Linked DNA regions of Mus musculus: region 2 is linked to region 1. Evidence: chromatin loops called from intact Hi-C (ENCODE). Cell type or tissue: gastrocnemius. All regions are shown on one strand.

Region 1 (2,500 bases):
ATATTTGACACTTGTTAAAGGACCCTTTACTGTTACAAAAACTTCATTTTCTCTACACATTTTTGGCAAGTGGCATAAGTTAAGTTTAATCATTTTTCCATTTGAACCTTTGAGATAAATTTATATAATTAAAAAACTCAGTATGCAAAATTTAGATATTTTATAATTCAAATAATTTATCAATGTAAATTATTTTGCAATTTCTAAGCATAATATTTGAGAAGATTTTTCTCATCTTGACATTAGAAATATAAATGAATAAATCTTTAAGTTCCAAATCCACGCCAAAAAGTTCTCTAACTTTTAAACTATTTAAAGATCTGAGATGTTACTACTGAAATATTAATAAGGAAAGTGCTTAAGACTTTGTAAGAATTTTTTTCCTAATTGCTTATCAAGCAACTGAGTTTAATTTTTTTTAACTTTTCGAAGTCCAGTAACACCAAACAGAATGTACAACTCAAGTAGTTTGCCAGTCAGAATAAACTTACTAAGGTTTTCCAACTAAGGATTTTAAAAATAATCCTCACAAATCAGGTAAATGTCCTATTCTCACTGGTGGTACCACTGCCCTTGACATAAATGTGTGCTGTGTCCATTTCAAGCACTATAACCAGTCCCCAAACAAATTAGGAAACATGTTTGACACAAAACTCTTCTAAAAGCAGGCAAACATACTTTTGTTCCTTATTTAAACATTGCCTCATTTACATCACGACTATCTAGTAAAGTGTAACCTAGTTTTTAAAATCCAGGTTTACTGTGACATTTTCTGTAAAGAGCAATTAGCTAAGCTACACGACAGTCGTAATGTAGTTAGAAGTGGCCACACATAACTCATCCAACAATTCACACTAAAATTTAGGTATACTACAAATGAAATTGTGGAAATCCTTATATATCCCTCCCCGTTTAAAAGAGTAAGAGATGCAATAAATGGCAAGAGAAACAAAAAACAGAAAAACAAACAAATAAACAAAAAACCCCAGAGTAAATCACCCCCCAAGGAGTGGGGATGGCGCTAGGAAAAGTTTCAGGCCATATTAACCAGTGAGTTTCTGCGATAAATACACTGGAGGCAAAAGGACCGTGATCGCCAGGAACCTCCTTCACCCTCATCACCTTTTAGGCATCTTTTGGGCAAGCTTTCGTCGCCAGGACCCCAGTTTTCTCCAGACCTTGGCCATCAAGCGTGCCGCTGGCATCTCCCGGTCCCAGGAGCTGGGCCCAGGGTCTTCCGGGTGTCACAGCCCGGCCACGGCACACCAGCGGCACACACCGTGCCAGCGGGGCTCCGCGACCCCCGCCTCCGAGAGAACTAAGGGGACAAGGACCGGGATGCTCTCCCTCCCCACCCACCCCTTCCCCGCCGCACCCCCACTTACCTGTCTTGTCAGGGTGTGCAAGGAGCGAAAGACTTCGCAGAGGACCTCGCGGGTGAGGAGGGGGCTGGAGCATTGCTCCAGGCTCCTCTCGCTGCCGCTTGAGGAACTAAGCTCCGCAGCAGCAGCCATGACACCTTCAAAGCAGCCCCCCAACCACCGCGAACAGCGCTCACCCCACCCCTCCCTCGCGGACTTCGTCGCACTGAGATGACGTAAAACTAGAGCGTCTCACTTAGAGCTTGAGGATAGGCCCCACCCTCTGTGTGTGACAGACACACAGGAAGACCAATCAAGAGCAAGGATAGCTGTGCTCCGAGGGAACTTGTGTATGTGAAGCTGGACCTTCTGTCTGGTGGTGTTTTCTGTGGTCCACCTTGGTTTAGAAACCTACTTGGCTCTTAGATGCTCCCTGTGAATGTTGGCAGAGCCTTACTCTTAAGTGTTAGAATTTGAGTCCCGCTATTAAAATTTAAAATGTTAACAGTCGAGTTGTCTTGGAAAAAGATTGCGGGTTAGTGATGGAGCAGTGCTTTACAATTTTCTAATTACTAGAAACTTGACCCAGGATGATCGTTACTGGATAGAACATTTTCATCTCTATAAGACTGTTTGATATGAGGAATTTAAAAAGAACACAAGGGCTACATTATGCTTCTTTTTCCTACCATAGAACGACATTGATGACTACACCTGCAAAATAGTTTATGTCAAAGTTCTGACATGCAACGGGTTCTCAGTGCAATCACTGGACACTTGACCTTAAAATTGTTTCAATATAAATCCAATAGAAATATAAACCAGCCGGGCAGTGGTGGCGCACGCCTTTAATCCTAGCACTTGGGAGGCAGAGGCAGGCGGATTTCGAGGCCAGCCTTGTCTACAGAGTGAGTTCCAGGACAGCCAGGGCTACACAGAGAAACCCTGCCTCAAAACAAAACAACAAGAAAGAAAAGGAAGAAAGAAAGAAAGAAAGAAAGAAAGAAAGAAAGAAAGAAAGAAAGAAAGAAAGAAAGAAGGAAAGAAAGAAAGAAAAGACCAATTTATTCCATGTAACCACACTCTTTAAAATTAGGATATAAAACTAAATCGACTCTTGTTGGGTATTATTAGATAGC
Region 2 (2,500 bases), 70 kb after region 1:
AAGAGCAGCGTGCACTCATGACCACTGAACCTCTTTCCAGCCATGATGACATGTTTCAATCCCCACTTATTCTTTTGCTTACTAGAGTTAGGAAACATCTGACTCACAGTCTAACTGTAAACACTTTGTATCACTCTTTTATAGTCTTGAACCCTGACCTATCTTCCTGGCTTTACCTGCACCTAGCCGAATTGTTTGTGCCCTGATCACATAACAGGCTTGATCCTGCATCTGTGCCATCTTTTTCTCTGACTGCTGAAACTACTTGGTTGTAAAATTCACTCCTTGAAGTCAGCATAATCATATATCTACTAGTATCTTTCCAAGGGCTTCCATAGCATTCTCCCTAGTGTTCTATGTACTGGCCTTGCTAGAACCCACTCTGGGCTCTTGAGATGGGGAAATGTGTTTATTTGCTAGATTGGGAGCTCTCAGGGAATAGAATCTCAGGCTGGGATCCATTTCAGCACATCAGGCCCTCAAAAAAACCAAAGGCAAAGAGAATCAATGAGTATATGCTACTCACTCTAGACCAGCTCTGTCTAATAAAGAAATAATACGATTCACTAATTTTTAAATTGTCTGGTAGTTACATTCAAAAGAGTGAAAAGCAACAAGTGAAATTGTTTTGTTACATATTTAACCCAATCCATTAAAATGTGATCACTTTAATAAGTGACCACACAAATAAGTATTGATATAGTTTATATTATCTTTCATAATGAGTCTTCAGAAGCATGCTATTTTATATTGAACAGCACATCTCAAAGCAGACTAGCCACATTTCAAGTGATCAGTATCCATACGGGGCAATGTATGCTAGGTTCGAGGAGATGTGGTTGAGGTATAAGCAAACACCTTTGTCTAAGAAATCAGTCACTGAGGTCAGGGTTTGCACTTGGTGGTTACATGGCACTTCAGTGGGTTTTTACCTAGGTCTATAGCACAAAGCTATAAGAGCAGGTCTGAGAATTTGAGAGGCTGTGTGTGATGTGTGGACAGCCAAGCAAAAACAGTAGGGTTGTGAACAGCTAACAAACCAACTTCTCAACCAGACCCATGTAGCTGAGATACACAAACAAGCTGCCTCTCTAGGGAACATAAAAGGCATTAGGTAAGAGCTACATTCTTTGGTGTGCAAAGCCACACCTTCCAATGCCATCATCACCGAATTTCTACTCACCAAAAGAGAAAGCCACAGAAATGTAAATATAGTTCATTTGCAGATGCCAAGGTAGAGGTAGCTCTGGGTACCCACACCCTCTAGGGACACCATTCCATCTGAGGGAGGAGATAAAAAGAAATTTCTTAAGCAGGAAACCATTCCAAGATCTAAGCTGTTTATCTTGCTCAAACCTGTCGGCTCCATCTAATCAGACTGCAGTGAGTGTTTGCTGGGCCCAACCTTTACTCTGCTGGGGTCAGAACTGAAAATAATCCTCCGTCTCTCGGCCCTAAATTATGGTGACTGCAACTGAGAAGGCTAGTGCCAACTGGCATTGATCGTAAGATGGAACTGTGAGTCAACTTGGCACGCCAAGCCTGGCACCCTCTTGGTGGGCACTGTCCCAAAGCAGACAGCCATGCTCTTTCTCCTTTGGAATATCAGGCCCTACTTGCACTGAAAACAAGTCAGGCACCCAAATTAGCATCAGAACCAAATGGTCTCCTGGGAAACTAATGACAATTAGTCCAGTTTTAAAACATTTTCTTTGCAACCTAGACAGTGAAGCCATGTCTTTCACAAGGACAAAAAGCCTTGTGCCAAAGAACTCCATCTGCTATAGAGAAGTGTCATTGACCAAAGATTATGCAATCGCTGAGAGATTCTATTTGAGTGATTAGGACACGCTCACCCTCTGTGTTTTCTTATTCTTTACTCCTATATAATCTTCCACATTCATTCATCACTGTGTTTTCTTTAACAAAAGTGATACATTTCTCATTAGTTTTTTTTCTTTTTAAATAACAGTCCATTCTGCCAGAAGTTGGAATCCTTAGGATGTGAGCAACTTGAAGGTAAATCAGAGAGCATTGTCCTTCTCAGGTAGAGGAGATTCAGGCCAGCATATGTCTACCCTCAGAGCCTCCCTCCTGAAAAATCATCTGAAAGAAATCAGTCTGCATTCTGGTGGTAAAAGTGTGGCCCACGGTTTACAAAATGCCTTCCCACTTCCAAAGTTCAACTTCTCAACAGTTGGAATAGGGGCAATAGGTCTTGTCTTCATGCAACATTTCTCCATACAATTTATACTTTGCCAAGAGCCTTCTTTGTGCCTGAACTTGAGGAATGAACCAGGAAATGTCATTAAGACACGGCAACACAGCACCTTCTGGAAGGAGCTGGGTCCTAAGGGGCAAATACGAAACAATGAAAACTCATAGAAACTTACTGACCGTGGCGACAGCATGCTATAGGAACACGGAAAAGGGGCCTTCAACACAGAGTTTAAATATTGAGAAATTCCTTAGTCTGGAGAAATTAAGTTCTTTGGTAATG

What was found. Peaks named below come from ENCODE experiments on the same cell type or tissue, not always from the same donor. Only the 100,000 strongest peaks of a DNase experiment are listed, where the experiment ranks them.
Region 2: a loop joins it to region 1, with 2.6 times the contacts of the local background. A loop is called at or near these places in 5 of 42 quality-filtered maps.

What each region holds. Positions count from the first base shown.
Region 1 is chr12:56,344,287-56,346,786 of GRCm38, forward strand. Mbip (MAP3K12 binding inhibitory protein 1) reads right to left here and starts at 1,608. Exons shown (of 9, transcript NM_145442.2): 1 at 1,386-1,608. The coding sequence starts at 1,514. In gastrocnemius, no CTCF peak of the experiment used is centred here; DNase peaks (open chromatin) are centred at 1,304 and 1,614; H3K4me3 peaks cover 1,972 bases; H3K27ac peaks cover 1,478 bases.
Region 2 is chr12:56,413,815-56,416,314 of GRCm38, forward strand. No RefSeq gene overlaps it. Among named protein-coding and RNA genes, the nearest start is that of Mbip, 69 kb to the left of the region's middle. In gastrocnemius, no CTCF peak of the experiment used is centred here; a DNase peak (open chromatin) is centred at 1,545; H3K27ac peaks cover 841 bases.